Linked DNA regions of Homo sapiens: all the other regions are linked to region 2. Evidence: chromatin contacts called from ENCODE Hi-C or POLR2A ChIA-PET data. All regions are on one chromosome and are shown on one strand. Each heading gives the region's core, a stretch centred on a gene start or an enhancer-like site at or near the end of the contact. The rest is flanking DNA. Distances are from core to core; before and after follow the strand shown. Region 1 holds the start of CYSTM1 (cysteine rich transmembrane module containing 1). Region 2 holds the start of HSPA9 (heat shock protein family A (Hsp70) member 9). Region 3 overlaps UBE2D2 (ubiquitin conjugating enzyme E2 D2). Region 4 holds the start of CXXC5-AS1 (CXXC5 antisense RNA 1).

Evidence for each region. Hi-C counts contacts between places; a loop is a spot of excess contacts on that map. ChIA-PET counts read pairs that join two places held with the same protein, here RNA polymerase II (POLR2A). Pooled maps may share reads with other maps.
Region 1: a map of CD4-positive, alpha-beta T cell shows a loop between it and region 2 (4-fold over the local background). The contact joins the promoter of CYSTM1 here to the promoter of HSPA9 in region 2. A Hi-C loop is called at or near these places in 2 of 168 maps with a recorded cell type or tissue (CD4-positive, alpha-beta T cell and naive thymus-derived CD4-positive, alpha-beta T cell) and 6 of 50 pooled maps.
Region 3: POLR2A ChIA-PET joins it to region 2 with 14 read pairs in T-cell. The contact joins the enhancer-like site here to the promoter of HSPA9 in region 2. POLR2A ChIA-PET finds 5 or more read pairs at or near these places in 2 of 52 experiments (T-cell and endothelial cell of umbilical vein).
Region 4: a pooled map shows a loop between it and region 2 (4-fold over the local background). The contact joins the promoter of CXXC5-AS1 here to the promoter of HSPA9 in region 2. A Hi-C loop is called at or near these places in 3 of 50 pooled maps. POLR2A ChIA-PET finds 5 or more read pairs at or near these places in 2 of 52 experiments (GM10248 and GM12878).

The regions. Positions count from the first base shown.
Region 1 is chr5:140,170,769-140,177,279 of GRCh38, forward strand. It overlaps CYSTM1 (cysteine rich transmembrane module containing 1), which reads left to right and starts at 4,420. Exons shown (of 3, transcript NM_032412.4): 1 at 4,420-4,517. RefSeq lists an enhancer at 3,998-4,227 and a silencer at 4,518-4,807.
Region 2 is chr5:138,573,004-138,579,705 of GRCh38, forward strand. HSPA9 (heat shock protein family A (Hsp70) member 9) reads right to left here and starts at 2,398. Exons shown (of 17, transcript NM_004134.7): 1 at 2,235-2,398; 2 at 1,065-1,123; 3 at 760-847. The coding sequence starts at 2,315. All of the region lies in intron 1 of LOC105379193 (a long non-coding RNA gene), which reads left to right. RefSeq lists enhancers at 1,979-2,626, 2,143-2,192, 2,433-2,712, 2,627-3,275, 2,853-2,992 and 1 more.
Region 3 is chr5:139,591,735-139,598,577 of GRCh38, forward strand. All of the region lies in intron 1 of UBE2D2 (ubiquitin conjugating enzyme E2 D2), which reads left to right. Among named protein-coding and RNA genes, the nearest start is that of UBE2D2, 34 kb to the left of the region's middle. Within about 2 kb of position 2,142, at least 6 of the 41 ENCODE cell types and tissues checked have a DNase peak (open chromatin) inside an H3K27ac peak, as active enhancers do.
Region 4 is chr5:139,645,632-139,652,176 of GRCh38, forward strand. CXXC5-AS1 (CXXC5 antisense RNA 1) reads right to left here and starts at 4,097. Exons shown (of 2, transcript NR_149086.1): 1 at 3,704-4,097; 2 at 3,368-3,550. It overlaps CXXC5 (CXXC finger protein 5), which reads left to right and starts at 2,718. Exons shown (of 3, transcript NM_016463.9): 1 at 2,718-3,214. RefSeq lists silencers at 2,646-3,775, 3,976-4,145 and an enhancer at 4,938-5,438.

The DNA of each region.
Region 1 (6,511 bases), core at 3,170-5,669, 1.6 Mb after region 2:
ATGAACCAGAGGCCAAGTCTCAGTGAACTTCTCCAGTGCTTTAAACCTCTCTATACTTGACTGAGGGAGAATTCTGATAGTATTTGCGATTGAGCCTGGGAGCTCCACAATTATATTGTTCAATTGGTGCAGACTTTCATTCAGTAGAGTTACTGAGTGCCTGTGCATGCCATGTACCAGCAAGTGGACAGGCTTTCTCATTTTCAGGAGGGGTTGCTTCTAGTCCCTGGTCAGCCCTTCTTCACCCTTTGGGGCTACACCATTGCCTTCTGACCCAGCCTGAATACTTCTGCCAAGTGATTCTTCCCAAACACTGCATTCCATTCTCATTTCCCACTTCAAGGAACTTCAGTGGTTCCCTAAGTTTTCATATTGAATCTATTCTCATCTGCTCAGTCCTTAATAAAACTAATAATAAAAACTAAGTTTAAGGCACTTACAATGGGCCAGGCATCATGCTTACATTTCATAGGTTGCTCAGTTCATCTTCAAAGTGACACTATAAAGCAGATATCAATCTTATTCCTATATTTTTTGGACGAGGAAACCAATGCACAGAAAGATTAAGTAACTCACTCAAAGTCACATGGTCAATATGTGGTGATGGAGTCCAAATGCAATCCTGTCCCTCTGGATCCAGACTCCATGCTCCTCCCAGAAGATTCTACTGTCTCAAAAGCTCTCCCACAGTCTGCTCCATCTCTATCTTATTTCCCACAACTCCCCAGTTTCCACGGTTCAGTTAGGCTGGTCTTACAGCTATGCCCACCATTACCTAATTTCATTGTCTTTGCTTTTTTTGTTTAATCATGCATCCATTCATTCAACAAAGCGTGGCTGATCTTACACTATGCTGATAATTTCATTATTATCTTTGCTCATTCATTCATTCATCTAGCCAGTGAATATTTACTGAGCCCCTGCCCCGGCTGCTCAGATCACCGCCCTGACCCAGAATGTTCTCCTCACCTACCACCTCTCCAAATCCTATCTTTTTTTTGTTTTTGTCTTTGTTTTTTGTTTTGTTTTGTTTCTCTGTGATGGAGTCTCGCTCTGTTGCCCAGGCTGGAGCGCAGTGGCACAATCTTGGCTCATGGCAACCTCCACCTCCTAGGTTCAGGCGATTCTTCTGCCTCAGCCTCCTGAGCAGCTGGGATTACAGGCATGCGCCATGACGCCTGGCTACTTTTTGTACTTTTAATAGAGATGGGGTTTCACCATGTTGGCTAGGCTGGTCTTGAACTCCTGACCTCAAGTGATCCACCCACCTTGGCCTCCCAAAGTGCTGGGATTACAGGCGTGAGCCACTGTGCCTGGCCAATCCTATCTTTCAAGGCTCTGCTACAGACCCTTCCTTTCATGTATCCCACCTTAGCCAATGCAGCTGGCATGGCCCCTCTTTCCATGAACGCTGCGGGCATGGAAGGACATGACATAGTTTAGCATTCAATTTCACAGCAGCCTGGCAAGGTCTCACACTGTCTTATCTTCCCATCAGAAATTGGATGCCTGACCAAGCCAGGGCACATGCTCCTTCTGTATCCATCAGTCTTGAGTGTACATTAGGCATCCAAGAAACATTCTTTCATCCAGTTGTTCAGAGAACAAATGTGGTCCAATAAAAATACAATGGTTTAAAAAATGGCCCTTTAAAAAATATTACGAATCTGGGTTCTCTTTCTTTGCCCTGGAATTCACCTAAAGTTTATGATAGTCTTGTGAGGTAGGTATTATTATCTCTATTTTACAGATAAGGCAGAGACTCAAAGAAGGTGAGTAACTTGGCCAAGTTCACAAAATGGATAAATCTCAGAACACAGGCTCCCAACGACTGCACCATGTTGCCTCCACAGTCCTTGGACAGTTCTCCCGAATGAACAAATATTGAAAATTCATTGTTACTTCTGTGACTAATGGACTTTCACAGCAAATATGCTTGGCCAGGACCTTGTACCCTGACATTTTTCTTTTATTTCCAGGAATGGAAACCCACACTGCTGTTGTGAAGACACCTGATGAAACTCCAGCAACTTCTACATCTGGCCTGCTGCTTAGTCCTGGGACCTGAGGTCAAAATCTTAGAAAAGAGCCATGTGAGATGCATTCCCTGGCCTCATCTCTGTTCTTGGATGCTGTCAGCAACACTCCTTGAGTTTTTACCCACATAATAACACTTTCCTCAGCATGGATGTGGAGGTGGGGGTGAGGAATGTTCTATTTTTCCTTCGATGGTTACGCCCTCACCCTACCAACTCAGTAAAAGGGGAGTGGTCAGGGAGCGTACTGAGAATGTGTCCTAGCATCTTTTCTTCCCTAGCACAGCCTTCATATGACCCAGCTGCCATGAGAAGCTTGCCTCCCTTCTAAGGGAATTACCCCTGCCTTCCACTCCATCCTCACCTTGCCCTGCCCAGATTAGAGGCACGGAGGCATGTACCACAGGCCTGAAAAACTGTCCAGCCAAAAAGCCTGACTGCCTTGAGTACTATCAGGGTGTAGTTATGGACGTGCCTGTTTCTGCTCTTCCCTCTGCATTAGTGCTCTGCAAAGGGTGGCTCTTACCCTCAGATGGTCCAGAGGTAGTTTGGGGTGTGCATGGATCACCTTCACTCTTCAGAGGCAAACAGACAATGCTGCTCTTCTCCAACAGCCTCTGAAGGACACCACCTACTGACTGGTTCTGAGATGTTTGCTGCCCCAGAGTCTCCCACCTGCTTCTTCCTCCCCCTCAGTCCTTTTTTGTAGCCTCTCAGCCTCCCTTCTCTTAATGCTCTTAGCACCCTTTCCTGGGTCTCTATTTACCCTGCCCTCCCTTTCAGCAACTCCTTCCCAAACCACTGCATACTTCTCCTTTCTTTCCAATCCCTCCTCCCTTCCCAGCACTTTCGCCCTCCATTGAATCCCTCAAGCCTCATTCTGGCCCCACTCCTCCCCTCACCCTCTATCCCTGCCCTCCTCAGATCTGCCAAACACCTCAGGCCTGGCTGCCTCTGTCCTGTTCCTACCAACCTTCTGACCATGCCTCTGTGCTCCTTGGGACCTGGGCTCACATTTTCAATCTCTTCTCTCCTATTAGTACAGCTCTGTCTAGAGCCATGGTTCTTCTCTACCTTTCACAGCTGTCTTCTTTCCCACTTATATGAGTTTCTTTAAGTGTGAAAATTAAAAAGTGCCACTTAAATACAATGATTAAGTCATAATAAACAGTACAAGTTGTACTTATGTGAGACATACCACCCATACACGTTTGATCTTCGAGAACCACATCTCAATCTGCCCATGGCCCATTGCCTGACACTAAAAGATGCTCACAAGAAGTTGACTATAAACTAACTTCTTGGTCTAAGATCCTAAACTCTTGAGAGGGAAGGTTTCAATACATATGAAACCTTCTTGGCAGTGCAGGGATGAGGAGAGTAAAACTGAAATGAAAGTCAGCAAATAGTGAAGGTGTGAAATAGGCAGTGACTCTCACACTGAGACCTCCAGGGGATGTTAAATTTTCATTTCGAAGCTGATAGTCTTATCTGGGAAGCCTAGAGAGTAACAAAAGTTGTAGGCATATACTTATATTAGAGTGGTGCAAAAGTAATTGCTGTTTTTGCCATTTAAAAAAAAAATGCAAAAACCACAATTACTTTTGCACCAACCTAATAGCAAGCAAGGGGAGGAATATGGAGAGAAAATCAATTTCTAAAATGAAAAATAAAAAATTTTTTGCAAGTAGGACTTGCAAGCTCATTCTAGGCCTTGCTCTGGGAGCTTTTCGGTAACTTCTCTTCCTGTTGGAACAGAAGAAGGAAACCTTCAGGACAGAAGATTCTGTCCCCCTTCCCCCTCCTGATGTGAATGAAGTCTCATTACACTCTAAAGTACTGGCGGGACTACTTGTTGCAAGGTTTATGGGGAAAAGTAGCCAGAGAGCAATCCAGTTATCAGCCTCAGCCCCATTCCGCTCAGGTACAGCTCGGGAAGTAAGCCCCCAACCCTAGTTGGGTCTGGACCAACAAGACACGAGGAGGCAGCAGCCCACAGCCGACCCCTCATGCCACGCACTGAGCAGGGTTCCGCATGGACGCTGGTCTTGCCTCCCAGGCGCCTGAACTAGCGGAGTTGGGGTATCGGGTGGAGTCTCGGAGAACCAATCCAATCTGAGGGGGACGCCTGTGGGAGTCCTAAGTATCCAGCGCAGCTGGGAGGCCCACGTTGGGAAGTCGGAGACCGACCCCGCCTCCCGACTGCGCCGACTGCAAGAGAGCGCTTCCGGCGGCGCTTGGAGGCCGAGCAGTTGGGGGCGGGGCTCGTGCTGTGACGCAAGCCTCGCCTCGCCCCGCGCCGCGCGCGTTGCCAGGGTGATCAGGTGACTCCCGGTTCGCGGCGCTGGGAGCGGCCGTGACGTCAGGCGCCCGGCTGCTCCTCACTTGCTCTGAGACAGGTGCGGCAAGTCTACTGCGGGCTGGTCCGGGCTCCTCAGGTTCAGACCCGACCGTTATCCAGTCGGTTCGTGGAGAGGAGAGGTGAGGTGCAGCGGACCTGGCCCGACCCAGCTGGGACCAGGGCGGGGATCAGGCACGGACAGGGCGCGTCCCCGGGCTCCCTGGGGAGCGCCCTGAGAACTGGGGGGCACCCGGGCTGGCCTGGCTCAGGCAGGGGTTCGCGCAGCCCCTGGGGAGGGGCAGGGAGGCAGGGAAGCTGCTGCCGCCAGCTGGATCCCTCCCGGCGCCCCGCGGCTACTCTGGGGCTCCTGGTCGCCGCGCCGCGCGTCTCGGCGGTGGACTCACAGGGTCTCCGCGTCGCTGCGGTTCTCGTCTCACGAGGAGTCGGCGGGCTCGGAGCGGGGCTCGCCACACCCCGTCCCGGGGGACGTCCGCGGGAGGCTTCTGGATTTCTTCGCCTTGGGCTGCGATTTCTGAGGCGCTGCTCTGCCTATTCCGAGCTGGGCCAGCCGGGGGCAGGGGGCAGGTCGCGAGTCCCGCGGGTGGGAGCGGAGCGGAAGTAACTAGTGACTGGAAGTAACTAGGGAACGCAAAGCCGGCGCTCGGAGGCCGGGGTGTTCAGAGAAGGCGTTGCGGGGGAAAGGAATCCCGGCTGCTGTTGAGAGCCGTGGATTGGGATCTGAGCGGACCTGTTGGAGGAAGTGAAATCTGAGCGGGGTCCTGACGGGTGGGAACTAATCTCCCGGTAGCAGTGGAGGTTGCAGGGGGGAGAGAAGGAGGGGAGGACCCCTGGGGAAGGAGACCATGAGGAAAAACGATTTGGGGACTGACTGGACCGTCTGCTGGGCTGTTTTGGGGGAAAAAAAGTTTGGAGAATTAGGTTAGGGAGGATTAGGAAAGGACCCTTGAGTGCCCACCTGAGAGGCACTGTGTGCTGTGGGGAGCCATTGAAACGTTGGCTAGATTGGGGTAGGGGGAACACTGAGGAAGTTGGTGTGAGGGGAACACTGAGGAAGTTGGTGTGACATTCCGGCAAAAAGGTGACAACACTCTTCTCTGATGGGATTCCTCAAACCCTGCTTATGAAATACTTGTAACCGACAAGGGTAGGGGCTCAGGCAGCCAGGTGCCTTTTTCAGCCATTGTTGGCAAATTTTTAGAAATTAAACAAAAAATAATTGTACATATTTATAGATTTATACAATATGATACATGTAAACTTTGTGGAGTAACCATGTTAGCAGATTTTTAAAAATTCCTTTTTATGAAAGGACCCACCCAAGGGCAGCTCATTTTCGAGTATCTCATTTGACGGGATTTAATGACTGGTTGGGAGCTATGCCCCCCTCAGTATGCAGGGAGATTATAGCGTCCACAACACTTTGCCCTTCAGAGGTTTCAGAGTGACTTACAAACACCTTGTATCCCTAGGGTGAAACCCAAACCCCAAATGACTGGTAAGAGATTTAATAGGGGGAAGTTATTAAAGGAGAACCAGCATCCAAACATTCATGTGGGGCATTGGATTCGCTGAAAGGAGTCCCATACTATTTGTTGATTGTAGATCAAAGATCTCTAGACCTGGCCTGGTGCGGTGGCTCACACCTGTAATCCCAGCACTTTGGGAGGCCGAGGCGGACGGATCACGAGGTCAGGAGATCGAGACCATCCTGACTAACACGGTGAAACCCCGTCTCTACTAAAAATATAAAAAATAAGCCGGGCGTGGTGGCGGGCGCCTGTAATCCCAGCTACACGGGAGGCTGAGGCAGGAGAATGGCGTGAACCCGGGAGGTGGAGCTTGCAGTGAGCCGAGGCTGCGCCACTGCACTCCAGCCTGGGCGACAGAGCGAGACTCTGTCTCAAAAAAAAAAAAAAAAAAATCTCTAGTCCTTTCCTGCCAGCTTTGAGTTTCTCCGTGTAAGGCTGCGTAAGTGTTAGTTGGCTATTTTGTCTTAATTTCCTGAGCAACAGGAAAAATATATTTTGGTTATATGAAGAGGAATGCTTTGGTAATTTATGATTTTTCCCAGCCCTGAAATTTATTGGTGCTAGGACCAAAAATACACAGCTGT
Region 2 (6,702 bases), core at 1,148-3,647:
TCCTGCCTCAGCCTCCCGAGTAGCGGGGACTACAGGTGTGTGCCACTACGCCCAGCTAATTTTTGTATTTTTAGTAGAGACAGGTTTCACCATGTTGGCCAGAATGGTCTCGATCTCTTGACCTTGTGATCCACCCGCCTTGGCCTCCCAAAGTGCTAGGATTTCAGGTGTGAGCCACTGTACCCGGCCAATTTTTTGCATTTTTAGTAGAGACGGGGTTTCACCATTTTGGCCGGGCTGGTCTTGAACTTGGGACCTCAGGTAATCCACCCCCCTTGGCCTCCCAAAGTGCTGGGACTGCAGGCGTGAGCCATTATGCCCGGTCAGCCCTGATCTATAGTTATGTTTTTGCTGTTTTAGTTGGAAGTACTTCGAGGCCAGGCTTAGTGGTTCACATCTGTAATCCCAGCACTTTGGAGGCCAACGTGGGCGGATCACTTGAGCTCAAGACCAGCCTGGCCAACACAGTGGAACTGTCTCTACTGAAAATACAAAAAATTAGCCAGGAATGGTGGTTCATGCCTGTAATCCCAGCTATGTGGCCAAGGCAGGAGAACTGTTTGAACCCAGGAGGCAGAGGTTGCAGTGAGCGGAGACCGTGCCACTGCACTCCACCATGGGCTATAGAGACTGTCTCCAAAAAAAAAAAAAAAAAAAAAAAAAAAGCGCAAATCAGGTTCTCAAATTCCTTAACTAAGGAAAAGAGCACAGAATTCTGGACAGATTCTGGATAAGGTACTAGTTATCAATCATGCTCACCTTTGCTTGTTTACCTTCCATAACTGCCACGCAGGAGTTGGTAGTACCCAAATCAATACCAACAACTGCTCCCTTGATTGCTTCTGATCTGTAAGACATTTAGAACAGTGTCACAGCTATTGTTATCTTGATAGACCAAAGTCACTGGAAGATAATATTTAATTGGAAAATTAACAGTGGTATACTACATAATCTCTAAATAAATACAGATAAATAATTACAGAGAAGAATAATCACAAATGTAGAAAACACTGCTTTGAAGTTTAATATGTATTCCCTCTCAAAGGAAATGATATTATACTTACGCATAATCCCGCCTTGAAACAAGTCTAAAAGCCTCATGACTAAGGCCATTCCAGCTATCCTAAAAAAGAAAAAACTGACTCAGTCACCAACCAGTGTGTATCCTGGGAGGAAAAAGAGAAAACTTGGGCTCACTTAGTATATAAAATACATTAAGCTACTAAAACAGTAAATATTAAAGTTTCCCAAATAAGTAAGACGAAAAAAGGTAAATAAAAGATGGCCTTAGAATCACATTACAGTAGGATTTCTCAACCGTGGCGCTATTAATTTTGGGCGAAATTTTTGTGGTGGGGGCTGTTCTGTGCATTGTAGGATATACAGCAGCATCCCTGGCCTCGACACCCTAGAAACCAATAAGCACCCCAGTAAGTAAGTGACAACCTAAAATATCCACAGACATTGCCAGATGTCCCCTGGGGGAAAACACTTCCCCTTACCTTGCCGTGCAATTAGTTTAAAAGAACTAGAGTTACTAAGGGTCTTTGAAAGAAAAAAGAAAAGTAGTGGCGTTTCACTAGGATAAAAGACCTTTATTACAACTTAACCTCAGGCTCCTTCCAAGCCTTCCTTAATGCCCACATACAATTCCTGTTCTCTAAAGCATTTGTCTTTTATTTTAGAAAACAAGTAACCACTCCATAGCCTTTTCTCCGCCCCACGATCTGCTTTTTTTTCTGAAGTAACAAACGAGTACAATCTTACACCACAGATTTTGAGAAAATGTTGCTAAGCACGAAAACTGGAGTTCCGACTCAGAGCTTTCTTATTTTATTTCACCGTATCAACGGGATCCTTACACACTCTGTATTCTGTAGAGGAGCCAAAAATAAAACTGAAAATAGTGGCTTTCCCAATAGACTGCATCCCTCACCCCCAAGGCCAAACCTTTCCATTCAGCCACAGAACAGGCCATGAGGACCACTACCTGGTAATTTTGAAATGACACTCTAGATCGCGAGGGGTGTGACTCAGCAGGGCCCAAGCCGGAGGCAAAACCTTGGGCAAAATCTTGACCCGGCAGCGCTAACTATGGAAGGCCCGTTACCTTCCTTCCCGCCTGACCTATACTGGAGAATTCAAACCCTAAAGGGCGCGCGGCCTGCCGCAGCGAAGCCCGAGGCCCAAGGCCCGAGGCCGTGACCCCATTCGGGAAGGTCCCAGTTCCTCACCTGGTGGCGGGCGGCCGTAGGGCCCCGGGAGGCTGCGGCGCCCACGAGACGGGCTGCTGCAGCTCGGCTGGCACTTATCATGGCGGATAAATGGAGGAGTACGAGGCAGCAAACAAGCGCTCCGACGGCAAAGAGCTGCGCGATGCGGTGGCGGCAGCGCTTCTGGAAACCTCCAACCACGTGGGGTGAGGGGCGGGGGTTGGTCACTGCGGCCCAGAGGCCCGCTCTTCCGCTGAGGCGCCGCCCGCGCCGCCTGACCAGAGGATACTCGACTGCCGCTCCCGGAGCCAGGGCGTACAGGTAATATGCTCCGCAGCATGATGGTTGGAGAAAGCCTGCCCTCCTGTCCCGGCTGCGGCGGCTCTGAGCTCAGAAAGAGTCCAGGGGAGGAAGAGGGATATGAAGGCCGTATCTCGGACAGCCCCGGTCCTCGGCGACAGGAAAGACTCAAGGTCACACGGGATAAATTGCGAACCGATTACAGTCTTCTTGCGTCAGTTGCGCGGGAGGAGGAGCCTGTTGGCGCAACAGACATCCAGCTAAGAACCTAGAGCGCATGTGCGCAAGGAGTGGCGGAAAACATGGGTGGAGACTAACTGCGGCGCTCACTGGGTGCCCGAGTGCACGCCAGCGTTCCCTGGGGCGAGCCCGGGCGCGTGCACACCCCCCGGGCGTGGACGTGTTCCCAGCTCCCGCTCCTGGAGGACGGCGCCATCTTGTCTTGTGGCTTTGTGAAGTGAGGACGTCAGTACTTTTGTTGTTTGGTCCCGCCCGTTGTTCACAACTTGAAAGACACTTGGATATGCAGACAGACGTTAAACAATTTCGTGTTGCGTTTTATCACAGGGGTCTTGGGTTTCCAACTACGAAGCGTTTGATTCACACAGAACATTAGGCCAATTAGCCTGCACAAAGGGAAAAAAAAATAGCTGAGCTTGGCCGGGCGCTCACGCCTGTAATCCCAGCACTTTTGGGAGGCCGAAGCGAGCGGATCGCGAGGTTAGGAGATCGAGACCATCCTGGCTAACACGGTGAAACCCCGTCTCTACTGAAAATACGAAAAAGTAGCCGGGCGTGGTGGCAGGCGCTTGTAGTCCCAGCTACTCGGGAGGCTGAGGCAGGAGAACGGCGTGAACCCGGGAGGCGGAGCTTGCAGTGGGCCGAGATCGCGCCACTGCACTCCAGCCTGGGCGACAGAGCGAGACTCCGTCTCAAGAAAAAAAAGAAAAATAGCTGAGCTTCAGGCTCTTCCTCTCCCCACTGTGCTGGGCCTGACTTGAGACTCCTCTGGCCCTTTTTAAACCTTGTGCTGGTGGCAGGATGTCAACTACTTCACTACCCTGTGACCAGTTTTTAGGTTTTTGTTTTTTTTTTTGAGGCAGTCTTTGTCGCCAGGCTTGAGTGCAGTGGCGCCATCTCGGCTCACTGCAACCTCTGACTCCCTGGTTCAAGCTATTCTCCTGCCTCAGCCTCCCAAGTAGATGGGATTACAGGCGCGCGCCACCACGCCCAGCTAATTTTTATATTTTTGGTAGACACCGGGTTTCACCATGTTGGCCAGGATGGTCTCGATCTCCTGACCTCGTGATCTGCCTGCCTCGGCCTCCCAAAGTGCTGGGATTACAGGCGTGAGCCACCGCGCCCAACCCAGTTTTAGATTTTTAAGAAGAGGAATTAATTGATTCAACAGATATGTTTTGGCATGCCTACCGTGTGTCAGTCACTCTCCCAGGTGGTAGGAATACAGCGAAAGCAAAACACGAACGAATGGCTGATGACAGATTGAACTTGATTTTGGAGATGAAGCAATTTGTCCTGGAAGCCCGCTTTCAAAAAAAGAGAAATGTTTCAGACCCCCTATCTCTTCAGGAAGATCTGTATTATTAAGTAGTCACCCCTGGGTGAGGAACTGTGAAGGAAATGTTGGGGAAAGTTGGGGAGGGAAAGAAGCTAACTGAAGAGTTTACATTCTGAGGAGGATGGCAGTGGGAGTAAGAAAATAAACAAAAGTCTAACGTAACATGGGTTATAGATTATATAGATTCTAAAAGTTTTTAAAAAGCCTCCCACACACTCTTAACTGTCAGCTATTACTATATTATCCTCACTAGTTACTTAACACTTCATTTCTCTTGTTTTTAGTTCTCTCAGAAGGCAGGGGTGGCCAGGCGGTGGCTCACGCCTGTAATCCCAGCACTTTGGGAGGCCGAGGTGGGAGGATCACTTGAACCCAGGAGTTCGAGATCAGCCTGAGCGACAGAGTGAGACTCCATCTTTAGCCTCTGTCGCCCAGGCTGCAGTGTAGTGGTGCAGTCTCAGCTTACTGCAGCCTCCACCTCTCTGGGCTCAGATGATTCCAGTGCCGCCTCAGCGCCCCCCTCCCCCGAGTAGCTGGGATTACAGACATGCGGCACTACGCCTGGCTAATTTTTGTATTTTTCGTAGAGACGGGGTTTCGCCTTGTTGCCCAGGCTGGTCTCCAACTCCTGAACTCAAGGGATCCGCCCGCCTCGGCATCCCAAATGCTGGAATTACAGGCGTGAGCCACTGCGGCCGGCCAATTTTTTTTTTTTTTTTTTTTAAATTGGCTGGGCATGGTAGCAAGCACCTGTAGTCCCACCTACTTGGGAGGCTGGAGTGGGAGGATCACTTGAGTTCAGGAATTTGAGAACAGCCTGGGCAACATGGCAAAACCCCATTTCTACAAAAAATTAGCCGGGCATGGTGGTGCACCTGTAGTCCCAGCTACCAGCTACTCGGGAGGCTGAGGTGGAAGAATCACCTGAGCCAAGAGAGGTCGAGGCTGCAGTGAGTCGTGATTATGATTGTGCCATTTCACTCCAGTCTGGGTGACACAGCGAGACATTAAAAAAAACAAAAAACAAAAAAACAGAAAGAAAGGAGAAAGGAAGGAAGGAGGGAGGGAAGGAGGGAAAGAAGGAAGGAGAAAAGGAAATAAGGAAAGGAAGGAAAGAGAAAGAGAGAAAAGAAAGATGCGGCCGGGCGTGGTGGCTCACGCCTGTAATCCCAGCACTTTGGGATGCTGAGGCGGGTGGATCACCTGATGTCAGGAGTCCGAGACCAGCCTGGCTAACATGGTGAAATCCTCGTCTCTACTAAAAATACGAAAATTAACCAGGCGTGGTAGTGGGCACCTGTAACCCCAGCTACTCGGGAGGCTGAGGCAGGAGAATTGCCTGAACCCAGGAGGCGGAGGTTGCAGTGAGTGGAGATTGCACCACTGCACTCCAGGTGACAGAGCCAGACTCCGCCCCCCCCCCCCCCCAAAAAAAAAAGAGAGAGAAAGGAAGAAAAATGAGAAGGCAGGCTTTCTTAAAGGCTATCCAAACAGGCTCATGATTCCTGTTTGTAGAGATTTAGATTCTAAAACAATATACCGATGCAAAGAAGACAGAGGAGTGACAAATAATATTGAACATTGAAATGCAATAAAAAACATTATGTTCTTACGTTGTACATGACGGGGCGGAGAAGGGCAGGTGGAAATAATTGGAGAAACTGCATACTTCTCACTTCTCTGTTGTATTAACTGGTTCTCCTAAGAGTTTTTCTTTTCTTCTTCTTTTTTTTTTTTTTTTTTTGTATTTTTAGTACAGATGGGGTTTCACCATATTGGCCAGGCTGGTCTCGAACTCCTGACCTCAAGAGATCCGCCTTCCTCGGCCTCCCAAAATACTGGGATTATGGGCGTGAGCCACCGCGCCGGCCGAGAGTTCGCTTTCCTTTTTCTTGCTCTATACGTTAAAAAGCCACGAAGTGTTAATCAAAAGAATCCTGGAATTAGGCCGGGCGCGGTGGCTTACGCCTGTAATCTCAGCACTTTGGGAGGCCGAGGCGGGTGGATCACGAGGTCAGGAGATCGAGACCACGGTGAAACCCCGTCTCTACTAAAAATACAAAAAATTAGCCTTGCGCGGTGGCGGGCACATGTAGTCCCAGCTACTCGGGAGGCTGAGGCAGGAGAATGGCGTGAACCCGGGAGGCGGAGCTTGCAGTGAGCCGAAATCCAGCCACTGCACTCCAGCCTGGGCGACAGAGCAAGACTCCGTCTAAAAAAAAAAAAAAAAAAGAATCCTGGAATCAAATGTTGTTATCTAAGGGTGTAGGAAACTACGATCCTATGGGTACATCCAGTGTGTTTGCTGTTTCTGGTGGTTTCTCAGGCGCCTTGCAAATACTCTCCACGACCACAAGGGGGATGTGGTAGCGCTAGATATTCAAAGCACAAGCTTTATCATATCTTCAGCGTGAAGGACAGGCTACTGGACTGCTTTGCAAATTAACATGGGCTACAGCCTGAAGGCTCAAGGAAATGAACCTGAATCTAAAAACATAAAGGTTCAGATGAGCAAGAATGGACAGATCCGTAGCTAAATGGTATAATTCTTCTACAGCACAGTGCTGTATTTCATTTCTGTTGTCATCTCAGTGCAAAATTGGGAAATGG
Region 3 (6,843 bases), core at 892-3,391, 1.0 Mb after region 2:
TTTTAAAATATGTAAGCAGTTGTTTTTAAATATTAGCTTAAGTGTTATGCTGGGAACATAAGCAAGTAGTAAAAATTAAATTGTTTCTGTTGCAACCCTAGTTAAGATAGGAGTGAGGCAGGGAGAATGCAGGTACTATAGTAATGACAGACTGCTCCCCTTCAATCTGTCTTGAAAACCTGGGGCCGGGCGCGGTGGCTCATGCCTGTAATTCCAGCACTTTGGGAGGCCGAGGCGGGCGGATCCCTTGAGGTCAGGAGTTCTCAAGACCGGCCTGGACAACGTGGTGAAACGCCATCTCTACTAAAAGTACAAAAATTAGCCGGGCCTGGTGGCGGGCGCCTGTAATCCCAGCTACTCGGGAGGCTGAGGCAGGAGAATTGCTTGAACTTGGGAAAGACAGGTTGCAGTGAACCAAGATTGCTCCACTGCAGTCTAGCCTGGGCGACAAAGCAAGACTCTGTCTTACAAAAAAAGAAAAAGGAAAAAAATGAAAACCTGGAACACACCTTGGCCTTCTAAGTCTCATCTCTTTTTCCAGTTTGTGCCATTTTGCCCTTTGCCCTCCCGTGCTTTCCCCTCAAATCTTCTTGGTAGTGAGTTTTCTAGTATCACCTTTTATCTCTGATGCTTTTTAACTCATCAGACATAAAAGTAATGAGCTCTGGTGTGCATTATAATTCCTTGAGGCCTTGTTAGAACAGTTTGGCTCCACCTCAGAGTTTCTGACCTGGTAGTTGTGGGGTAGAGCCTGTGAATTTGCATTTCTAATAAGCTTCCTTGTGATGGTGATCCTGCTGTGTCAGTATCTCAGTTTTGAGAACTACTGGTTTAACTGTTGTTTCTTTGCAGTTCAGTAATCTTTTTTTTTTTTTTTTTTTTTTGAGAGATGGAGTCTTGCTCTGTTGCCCAGATTGGAGTGCAGTGGCACGACCTCGGCTCACTGCAACCTCTGCCTCCTGGGTTTAAGCGATTCTCCTGCCTCAGCCTCCCGAGTAGCTGGGACTACAGGCACGTGCCACGATGCCCGGCTAATTTTTTGTATTTTTAGTAGAGATGGCGTTTCACTGTGTTAGCCAGGATGGGTCTCGATCTCCTGACCTCGTGATCTACCCACCTTGGCCTCCCAAAGTGCTGGGATTACAGGCATGAGCCACCACGCTTGGCTGCATTTCAGTAATCTTAAAAGAGTTTCAGTAATCTTAAAAGAGGTTCAGCTTAATTTCCCAAATTAACATGATTCTCAGACATTTCTTTTTTCCTTTTTTTTTTTTTTTTTGAGGCAGAGTCTCGCTCTGTTACCCAGGCTGGAGTGCAGTGGTGTGATCTCGGCTCACTGCAACCTCCGCCTCCCGGGTTCAAGTATTTCTCCTCCCTCAGCCTCCTGAGTAGCTGGGACTACAGGCAAGCGCCACCACGCCCAGCTAACTTTTATATTTTTAGTAGAGACAGGGTTTCACCACGTTGGGCAGGCTGGTCTCTATCTCTTGACCTTGTGATCCGTCCACCTCGGCCTCCCAAAGTGCTGGGATTATAGGCATGAGCCACTGCACCTGGCCGATTCTCAGACATTTCTAACTTGTACATTTCTAATATTTTAGATCCAGATTTAAAGAACCATGGTACAGCAGAACACTCAAGTCCTTACCCTTGGGTTAGATACTTTGTATTTTGTTTTCTTATAAAATTGGGAATAGGTCTAAATGATCTCTTATGACCCTGAAATTTTATATATACATACATATTTTAATATATGTTTTAATATGTAAAATATGTAACAATGTATACATTGTTATATATACATTGTTATATATAACACACAAATAGGTATTGATGTATGTAATAAACACATATGTAACATGTAACATTAAAAGATATATTAAAATATGTACTTTTTTTTAGAGATGGGGTCTCACTTTGTTACCTAGGCTGGGGTATAGTGGCACGATCCACTGCAGCCTTGAACTCCTGGGCTCAAGCAATCCTCCTACCTCAGCCTCCCAGGTAGCTAGGACTACAGGCTCTCTCCACCATGCTGGGCTAATTAAAAAAAATTTTTTTTGTGGAGATAGAGTCTTACTGTGTTGACCAGGCTGGTCTGGAGCTCCTGGCCTCAAGCCATCCTCCCACCTTAGCCTCCCAAAGTGTGGAGATTACAGACATGAGCCACCGTGCCTAGCCCTGAAATTACAATGCTATGAATCATAATCTTTGTTTAAATATTTTCATAGTGTGATTTTAACCACCAAAGAGCCTCGATTTGTATAGCAATATTCAGACTACTAAAACTTGACTTTAGAGCCATTTTTCTACAAAGTTAATTATAACCTCTCTCAGTTTCCCATCTTGTTCCTTTCACCTTACACCATAGGGTGAGGACCAACAGGGTAAACAAATCTTTCCCATGCTATTTTTATTTTGTTTCATAATTGTTATGATTGGGGAAGGAGGGTGGTTTAAAAATAGCTTGTAAAGAAGCGTTAATTTTTACCAACTAATAGCTTAAGTTGCCTACTCAAGGATATAGTGAAAGGGAAATCTGCACATCCCTTGAAGGATGCCTTCCCCTCAAGGAATTTAGAGGGTTTCTTTTTGCTATAGTGTTGTGATATATATATATGTCTTAGGCTTTCAAAGTTTCAGTGTTCTACTTTAATTATCTGTTTTTTTTCTTTTTTTCCTTAAAAAATTTTGTTTTTTTGAGACACAGTCTCTATTGCCCAGGCTGGAGTGCAGTGGCATGATCTCTGCTCACTGTGGCCTCTGCCTCACGGGTTCTAGCGATTCTCCTGCCTCAGCCTCCTGGGTAGCTGGAATTAGAGGCACACACCACCACACCCGACTAATTTTTGTATTTTTAGTACAGTCCAGGTTTCACCATGTTGGCCAGGCTGGTCTTGAACTGCTGACCTCAGGTGATCCACCCACCTCGACCTCCCAAAGTGCTGGGATTACAGGTGTGAGCCACCGCACCCGGTCAATAATCTTTTTATAAATTGAGAATGTTCTACTTTAACTGTCAAAGTTCCTTACCCCATCACTTTTTTCTAAACATAATTATATATACATTCCTGCCTCAGTATCCATGAAAGGTTGGTCCCAGGTCCTTCCATGGATACCAAAATCTACAGATGCTCAAGTCCCTGATATAAAATGGCATAGTATTTGCGTATAACCTGTACACATCTTCCTGTATACTTTAAGTCATCTCTAGATTACTTATAAAACCTAATACAGTGTAAGTGCTCTGTAAATAGTTGTTATGCTGTGGTGTTTAGGGAATAATGACCAAAGAAGTCTGCACATGTTCAGTACAGACATCATTTTTTCCCCAGTGTATTTGACCCACAATTGGTGGAACTCATAGACACAGAGGGCTGGCTGTACTTTATTTCCCTATTGTTCTTTCTCATAAAATAGAAAGTTGAAATTAATGTATACGTTTAAAGCCAACTGTTAAAACACAGCCTTATATATTTGGGTATTATTTTTTTCTGCCCACATGTTCCGACTAGATCGATGCCTTTATTAAATTTTAAGATTCAACTTCAGTTTTCATCATGATGTAGAGATATCAGTTTTATAGATTGTATGTTTATTTGCCATAATTGGGTTTTCACTATTTAGATTACACCCCAAATGACAGTTTTTTTTTTTCCTTGAGTCGGAGTCTCGCTCTTGTTACCCAAGCTGGAGTGCAGTAGCACGATGTTGTCTCACTACAACCTCTGCCTCCTGGGTTCAAGCGATTCTCCTGCCTCAGGCTCCTGAGTAGCTGGGATTATAGGAGCCCCCACCACGCCTGGCTAATTTTTGTACTTTTAGTAAAGATGGGGTTTCGCCATGTTGGCCAGGCTGGTCTCGAACTCCTGACCTCAGGTGAGCCACTGTGCCCAGCCATGATGACAATTTTTAACAGCTATTTTAATCCACACTTACAGTCAGGATAATTCTTGCACAGACCCAGTTGGTTAAAAAAAGAAAAAGAAAATTTTAAAGGGTAATTTATTTTTCAAATGGGCAATATACACACTTTTATAAAATTCAAAATGTGTAAAAGCAATATATATAGTTCTCATTCTCACCCCTAAGCTTTCCTTCCTAAAGGCAATTATTTATTAACTAGTTTCTTGTGGGTTTTTTTTTTGTTTTTTGTTGTTTTTTTTTTTTTTTTTTTGAGACAGAGTCTCACTCTATCACCCAGGCTGGAGTGCAGCGGTGAGATCTGGGCTCACTGCAACCTCCGCCTCCCTCGTTCAGGCAATTCTCCTGCCTCAGCCTCCCGAGTAGCTGGGACTACAGGCGCGCGCCACCATGCCCGGCTAATTTTTGTATTTTTAGTAGAGATGGGGTTTCAGCATGTTGGCCAGGCTGGTCTCGAACTCCTGACCTCATGATCCGCCCACCTCAGCCTCCCAAAGTGCTGGGATTACAGGTATGAGCCCCTGTGCCTGGCGTTTCTTGTGTATTCTTGGGAGATATTTTATGCACATGTAAAGATGGATAGTTACGTGCTTTTTCTTTTTTAAAAAAGATCTGTTTCTGAATCTGAATGTCCTGTGTGTGTGTATGTGTGTGTGACAGAGTCTCGCTCTGTCACCCAGGCTGGAGTGCAGTGTCACAATCTCAGCTCACTGCAACCTCCGCCTCCTGGGTTCAAGCGATTCTCCTGCCTCAGCCTCCCCGGTAAATGGGATTACAGGTGTGCGCCACCACACCCAGCTAATTTTTGTATTTTTTTTAGAGATGGGGTTTCACCATGTTGGTCATGCTGGTCTCGAAGTCCTGACCTTGTGATCCACCCGCCTTGGCCTCCCAAAGTGCTGGGATTACAGGTGTGAGCTACCGTGCCCAGCCCAAATGTACTTTTAAGAATAAAAAACTGGCCAGGCACTGTGGCTCACACCTGTAATTCCAGCACTTTGGGAGGCTGAGGCGGAAGGATCGCTTGAGTCTAGGCATTAGACACCAGCCTGGGAAACATAGTGAGACCTTGTCTCTGCATTAAAATAATAATAATAATAATAATAGGCCAGGTGCGGTGGCTCACTCCTGTAATCCCAGCACTTTGGGAGGCCGAGGTGGGCAGATCACGAGGTCAGGAGATCGAGACCATCCTGCTAACACGGTGAAACCCCATCTCTTCTAAAAATACAAAAAAAATTAGCCCGGCGTGGTGGTGGGCACCTGTAGTCCCAGCTGCTCAGGAGGCTGAGGCAGGAGAATGGCGTGAACCCGGGAGGCGGAGCTTGCAGTGAGCCAAGATCGTGCCACTGCATCCAGCCTGAGCAACAGAGCAAGACTCCATCTAAAAAAAAAATTACATTAAAAAAAATAATAAACAACTTTGAGATAGGGTATTACAGTAACATTTAGTGTACAATTTGAGTTTTGACAAATATAGTTGTCCAATCTCTACCAAAATAATGATTTTGAACATTTCTATCACTCCTCAAATTTTCTTCATGTCTCTTTTATAGTTATTCCCCCCTCCAACTCCCTCCAGCCACTGGAACCATGGATCTGCTTTCTGTCACTATAGTTTTGCCTGTTCTAGAATGTCATATAAATGGAATCATACATCATGTAGCCTTATGTCTGGCTTCTTTCACTTAGCAGTATGCTTTTGAGATTCAGCTGTATCAGTGCCATCAGCCAAGGAAGTGTTGAATGAGTGTGTTAAATGTCTATTAGCCTAAGTTTGGCTTAGGGTTTTAAAATTATATTGGCTCCTGAAATGGACTGATGGATCTTGTATTCTGCTTAGATAAATCTTAGCTCTTGAGTTAAAAACCTTGATGTTATTCAGCATGGAAAAAAGTAACTCAGTTTGAAAGGGGCAAAAGATTAAAGCGAAATCAAAAGTAAAATTCCACTTAATGAACATGGCAGGACTTCAGAATTGTTCAATTGTTAAATTGTTAAATTCAAGTTATATTTTAATTAACAACCTGTTGCTATAGCAATGTCTTAAATAAAGCCAGGTGTTCTTAGTTATACCAACCTGTGCTGTCAGTAATATTTGAGAATGGGAACTATACAGTAGGCTATTACTTTTTTTCTTGAGATGGGCAGAAAATCTCTATTTTAGAGACATAAAATCTAAAATTTGAGATATTTGAGTAAGTTAATCGTTATCTCAATCCAGAGCCTTCTTTTTATTCAAACTTTATTTCTTTTTTTTTGAGACGAAGTCTCGCTCTGTCGCCCAGGCTGGAGTGCAGTGGCGTGATCTTGGCTCACTGCCAGCTCCACCTCCCGGGTTCACACCATTCTTCTGCCTCAGCCTCCCGAGTAGCTGGGACTACAGGCACCCGCCACCATGCCTGGCTAATTTTTTATATTTTTAGTAGAGATGGGGTTTCACCATGTTAGCCAGGATGGTCTCGATCTCCTGACCTCGTGATCTGCCTGCCTCAGCCTCGTGCTGGGATTACAGGCATGAGTCACTGTGCCTGGCCCTTTTTCAAACTTTATTTCTGTACTTTATGCTTTGTGTACTCCAAGCTTACAGACAGGATGAAACGACATAAGAGTCTAAATGGTTTTGGATTTAAAAAATCTTAGACTTTACTGTTTTTACTCTTGTAGTTTTAAAGTATAATCAAAACTAGTTCTTCTTGAGAACTTTCTTTTTGTCTCAAAAACCAAGCTGAGGGGAAATGGAATATAGTATGATTTCCTGCCTTGTGATTTTTCAGGCATCCTCACCCAATAACAAGTCTCAAGTTTCTGGGCTTTTATGTTTAAAAAGCTGAGAAGCTGGTAACTGGTTGTAAAGCATTATTCCAGGTAGACCAATCTCTGACTACAAAGCCTTTTTTTTTTTTTTTTTTTTTTTTT
Region 4 (6,545 bases), core at 2,847-5,346, 1.1 Mb after region 2:
GAGCACACTCCAGGGTCCCGGGTGGACGCACCCCTCCCTAGAAGACAAGGCTGGTGATGCAGGGGCCATCTCCCCCAGCGGTGCTGGAGACTGAAGGAGCTTCTTCCTGACTTGAAGGCTGATTGGTTCAAAAAACTCAGCAAAAAGTTTAATAGCAAGGTGAGACTTCAATTCTCCTTTTTGAGGTAGGCAGAGGTGGGAGAATAGTGAACCAAGCTTCCCTTCTTCTTGGGGAAGGGGGCTGTGGTGGGGACAGTCTCACCCAAGGGCAGAGATCCTCACCCCATCCTTCCTGGATGTCCCCCGCTTGTCTCATTGGCATCTGTGGTGGAGAGTTCTTTGTGGATGGCTTGCACATGACATTTTCTGTTTCTGTAACACTTTCTGTGTGGACAATTCTGTCCTTTTCCTCTGTGGCTCCCATATGGGTTGGATAGGTGACAGTCTAGGTCTCCCTCCCAAGGTGTTAATTTCCAGCAAGGGAAAACTCCAAGATCCACCCCCTAAACTGGGCCAGACAAGTCAACACCCCTTCCCTGAGGAAGCCATCACCACTGGGACCACCTGGCCTTCCTCCATTGCAGCCTGTGGATCCCTGGCCTCCCGCCTGAGTTGGGGGTGGGGGTGGAGGCATAAGTCTGAAAAAAAAGTGGGTAATAGTCAGCAGTTCCCTAAAGTAGAATTACTACCCACCCTCTGCCATGGACCCCAGCATAAAGCTTTTTGTGGGGCGTGCATGACCTGACTCTGTACTGGCGTTAGGCTTCAGGAGATCTGTGGAATAGAGTTTGACTTCATGGATCCTAACCCTCTGAGACCTGCTGCTGACTCCCAGGGAGCAGGTCCTCCCTCACAGTCTGTGCCTCAGCTTCCCCAGAAAAGGTAGATGGAGGTGAGTTAAATGCTTGGAGATCCTACACCTGGGCTTTTGCTTCCTTTTTCCTTGCACGGTCAGTGCCCAACACAGTGCCTGACATTCACACTGAGGCCCAGCATACCTATCTTTAAGCAGTTTGGAAGTGATCTTCTGGGGGTGATGGGCGTCTTAAAACGGTTTCCATAGCAAGCACCTTACTTTTACTCACATGGGATGTTTGTTTGGAGGGGGGCATTAAAAGGACTGCTGGCAAGGAGGAGAGAGACTAAACGCCTCCCCAAGGGAGCCATTTCTTGGCATAGTAGTTAAGGGAGACCACTTCTCAGCATTCGGAAGGAACTGGTTGGGAGCAGGTGTCCACGATGTCTGGGGAGGGGTCACTTCGTGTGGTCTTGGATATCAGGAGTGGCAGAGAGGCAACACATTCCAGATGAGCTCTGCCCTTTGACACCTCCCCCCACCCCACCCCGGCTGGGTCAAGGCCCCAAGGCCACATATAGAAGGCGTGGAAGGTGGGCACCAGCTGCTGCTGCCAGGAGATCCATGCTCCATAAGCCCTCGCGCCAGCCTCGGAGACAGCCAGGCTGCGCAGAGCAGAGGAGAGGAAGCAGCGAGGTGGGAGACAGTTTCGCTTCTCCCACCGAGGCCGCGCCTGTGGCTGCAGGCGCCCGGATCGCCACAGTTAACTCCCTGTTATCTGGGCCCCAATCGATCTCAGGCTGTAACGTTTAACCCTAGGCTGACTTCCCCAACCGCCCTCCCCCTCTCCCTCCCCTGCTTGGGTCTGGGGACTGCGTTTTCTTCGCCTCGCAGAGGAAGGTCGGCCTTGCACAAATCCGCCCCCACGAATCCCAAAGAATTGGAGAAAACTTCCACTTTGGGATTATATGCAGTTGGGATTATATGAGCCCGGGGCTTGCACCATGGGTACGTGAGGTGAAGACATCTGCAGCAGCAGGATTAATTAGCCTAAGATGGGCATATGGAGGCCACTGATGGAGTGAAAGCGGGATATGCGGGCCCAACTCTGTCCCCACTGGGCGCCTACTCTGGCAAGGCTGAGTTTTCCTTCTGTCTTTCAATCAGTACCTATTGAGCGCTGCTGTTCCAAGCATTGTTTCGGGTTTTGAGTGCGTAGGCCATGGTCTCAGGGCACCAAATGTACGTAGTCGTTTTAGCCCCGGGACTCAAGAGTTGAGGCTGATGCCTGCCTGAGAGATAAAATATCCTTTCTCGGATCAGTTTCCTCACCTGAGAAATGGGAACGGGAATCTCCGCCCCTTTTCTCCCGGGGCCCTAGTGCCCACTGAATCCATTAAGGAGCTCTTGGAAGGGTGGGGTCTTGGAACACGCGTCTACCTCCCAGGACCCTCGACTAGGAATCTCTGGCCCGCCGCGCACCTGAGCTGGGGGGCGCGGCCAAATTCTCCCTCCCGGTCCTCGAAGCTTCTGGCCCCGCTCTAGAGGGGGCAGAAAGATAGCAGATTTCCCCGGAGGTGCGTCTCTAAACCCAGACCGCCTCACCAAAGCGGGGAGGTCGTCCTTTTTTTTTTTTTTTTGTAAAGTTGCGGGAAATAGGCGAAGACGGGGCGCGCAAGGGAGCTGAGCCTGGGTGGACCGCGTCAGGGCGCGGGGAGCTCGAGGCGCAGCGGCTGCAGCTCCGGCCTCAGAGCCCGCGGCGTCCAAGTGGCCCGAGCTGCGCTGGGAGGGAGGCGGCGGGAGGAGGGAGGGGAGCCGAGGTGGAGGGGGTTGGGGGGAGGAGGGAGCGGCGAGTCCGGTCCGGGTTTTGCCGGCAGCCCCCGGGCAGCGTTCATAGCTCCTGCCCGGGCGGGCGCGCGGCGGCGGCGGCAGAGGCGGCTGAGCCTGAGCGGGGATGTAGAGGCGGCGGCAGCAGAGGCGGCACTGGCGGCAAGAGCAGACGCCCGAGCCGAGCGAGAAGAGCGGCAGAGCCTTATCCCCTGAAGCCGGGCCCCGCGTCCCAGCCCTGCCCAGCCCGCGCCCAGCCATGCGCGCCGCCTGCTGAGTCCGGGCGCCGCACGCTGAGCCCTCCGCCCGCGAGCCGCGCTCAGCTCGGGGGTGATTAGTTGCTTTTTGTTGTTTTTTAATTTGGGCCGCGGGGAGGGGGAGGAGGGGCAGGTGCTGCAGGCTCCCCCCCCTCCCCGCCTCGGGCCAGCCGCGGCGGCGCGACTCGGGCTCCGGACCCGGGCACTGCTGGCGGCTGGAGCGGAGCGCACCGCGGCGGTGGTGCCCAGAGCGGAGCGCAGCTCCCTGCCCCGCCCCTCCCCCTCGGCCTCGCGGCGACGGCGGCGGTGGCGGCTTGGACGACTCGGAGAGCCGGTAGGTGTCGGGCCACGGCCCTCCCTCGACCCCCCCCGGAGGCCGGCCCCCTCCCCTTCCCCGCCTACCTCCCTCTCCTCCCCCGGGGTTCGGTGCGCGGCCGGGGCCGGAGTTCGCTGCAAGTCGGCGGAAAGTTTGGCTGCGCGGGTTCCCCCGAAGTTCAGGTGCGGAGAGCCGGGGACGGGGAAGGAGGGGTCCGTATTTGGGAGGGGCGGGGGGCGCCCGCACCGTAAGCCGCGGAGCCCCGGAGCCTGGGAGACCTAGCGCCGGTGATCGCTTGGTGGCCGCTGCTATACCCAAGCCTCCCTAAGCCGCAGTATGCTCGGTCGCAGATCACTGAGTTCAGACAAAAAGAGGGGTTTTAGGGTCTGGGACGGCGGCTTGGGCGCCGTGGAGTGGGGCTGGGACGCTCCTTGCGGGGTGCCGCCCCCCTCCCCCCCACTACTCCAGTTCGCGGGCGCTGGGGCAGCGGGCGCCCGGGGTCCTCACCTCTTGGCGTTGGGCGGGCGCTCAGCCTGCGGGGGCGGCTGCTTGTAGATCTCTGGCGCGCACTCCCCCCATCAGACCCCGCTCGCAGCCCTGTGTTGAGGGGCGACGTTAACTGCTCTGGGCGCCCTCGACCACGCGTGGCTGAGCCTCCCCCACCACTTGGAAGAAGCGGCGGCTACTTCTGCATTTTTCCTCCGGCTCCTCGCCCCCGCTGCCCGCGGGGTGCCCGGCGGGCTGATGAAGTTTGACCTTTTTTTTCCATCAAAGTATCTCCCCCACCACCACGGTGCCCCGCGGCCCCTCCCTCCCTCCTTTCCCAGCCTTGGGGAGTCTTTTGAGCTGTCTCCCGAGCCCCGCGTGGGCCACGCAGCGTGCAGAGCCTGGGAGGGAGAATGGGGGTGTTCCTCTAGCTGCGGAACTGTGGGGGGCGTACGTCCCCGGCGCCTGCCACGCTGCACTGGCCCCAAATTTACCCATGAAGTTCGGCCCGACCCCCCTCCCCTTCGCTTCCCCGGAGCGGAGTGAGGGGCTGAACCGCCGCGAGAGGAATGTGTTAATTTTCTGGCTGGGGGAAGTTGTCCTCGCCCGGAATGGGCTGCTTTCCGGCGGGGAGCGCGGGGTGCGCCTGGCTTTGTTTATTTGTAGGATCGACGGAAAGCGAGTGACCCCGGTTTTTAAATGGGGGGCCACCTTCGGGACCTGTCAGAAGAGCTGAAACGCCCAAAGTGGGAGCAAGATCTCTTTTTGTTCTTTTTTCCCCCCCGGGAATCTGAAGGGGTGCGCGGAGTTGGGCTGGTGCCTCGGGCTGCAAGGAAGCACCAGTAAATTTGGGGGGTTCTGTAGTGACTCATTCGGAAAGACCCGCTCCCTGAAGTCTCCCGCGACGGGGGTCTGAAGGTTTGGCAACCGCGCCCTCCTTTGCCCCCTGGACTTTGGGTGGTCTGAGAGTCGCGCCTTCGGATGGGGGGGGAGCTAAGGGGGTGACCAGCGGACCAGACTCCTGACCCCCACCTTTCCTCGCGCGGCGGGCGCTGTTTGGAGCCCTTGGATTTGTGGTGGGCCCTGTCCCCCCCACCCCCGCATTTTCTTTGGAAGCGTTGGGGAGGGGGCGTGTGTGAGATCGCTCGGCCCTCGCCCCCGCCGGAGCCGCCCCAGGGCCGCCGGCAAACAGAGTCCCTTTCAAGTTTTCCGCTGGGGCCGCCTGGCGGGGGCTGCGAGCGCGGTCGCTGCGGACTTGTTTGGAGCGCGATTTGAACGCCCGGCTCCACCTCAGCTGCCCCAGGCCGCGGGGTGGGGGGCGTCTGTCCTTTGCAGTTGGGAGTATTTAAATTAGACGTCTTGGGGGACCTACTGGCCTAAGCTTCACCTGATCCCCCTCCTGAAAGATGCCCGTGCCTTGGTTTCCAACCGCCACTAGAAAACCGGGAACTGAGACCGAAGCCCCCTCTAAACCCCTTTCTGAGAGCCGTGCGGGGAAACTCAGGCCGGCGGGCTACCTACCCGTAACTGCGTATTGTTGATTTAGCAGTTTCCCTAGATGAGAGTCAGGCTGGAGCTTGGGGGGGTGGGGAGTGGCCCGCTCTGCAGCTGTCACCCCCCTCCCAGAACGGAAATTGTCCTCTCCTTGGGGAGGAGGGAGAGGGGGTGATGGTTTGATTTTTGCCCTGGGAAGAGATGGGAACAGCTGAAGGAGATTGGCCTCCGAGTTCCCAGCCAGCCCCCGGAACTTGGGTAGAACCCCCCTACCCCTCATCCTCGCAGTAGCTGGGTCTCTCCCAGGGACGCCCCTAGTCAGCCTTGGCCTCCCTCTCCATGCCACCTCCCTTTCCAAGGTGAGCCTCTGCAGAAGACAGACCCTTGGCTGGCTGGCTGTCGGGTTGGTGCCTTATTTATGTGTGTATCTGGTCCTGGCCGTTTTCCCCGCTCAGCAGGTGACCCTGGCCAGGGCCTCCTATCTCTCCCGCGACAGAGCCTGTTGACTTACCCGAGGGCCAGTGGCCTCGTCTTTATCACGTGAGGCCTGGAATGTCCACCCAGCTGGGCTAGGCTGGGCTGGGCTGGGCTGGGGTGGGTGGGGGAAGGGGAGGGGAGGATTCTGCATCCAGGGCACCGGCCAGCACAGGCCCATGTTCCATGGGTTCCCACTGTGACCCTCAACTCTTGCTGCCCCTTTCCTGCTCTGCCTGCCTCCTACTCATTTGGCACATGTGAAACTGAGACCCATAGGAGTGTGGGGGCAGGCTTGTATCTGGGTGAAGAAACAAGTCCAGGGGAATGAAATACCCTGCCTTCTTCAGGACTGACTGCACCTTGTTGTTTATGGGAGGATGGAGTGGAGGGAGTCTTGCTAGGAGGGAGAGAGGGATGTGGGCTGGGCTGACTTTCCAGGTTGCAGGATAGGGTGGAGGAATGAGGGAATACGGGTGAGCCAGACCCAAGCCTGGGTTCCTAGAGCCCCTGTCTGGTGGCTTGATCATTTAGTCCGAATTAACAAGCATGATGCTCTGGGGCATGCCCTAATTGAACAAGAATGGGGGGGTTCACACATTGTTATTACGTTACTATTGCCCACTCTTTATATGTTATTCATTTGTTGGCCCAATATGTTTGTATTGAGCACCTACTGTGTATCAAACCCCACCCTTCTGGTGGTACACAAATGAATCACTGCTCCAGCTCTGGAGGCAGGCCCAGGATAGAAGCTCCGCCCCGTTTCCCCGCCCCCTGGGGCCCTGATTGGGGCTTTCCCTCTTTTCTTTTTTCTGGGGCTCTCCCTCTCTTACCCCCACCACCTGGTCCCATCCTAGCCGCCGGCGCGCGCGCGCGCGCGCGCGCGCGTGTG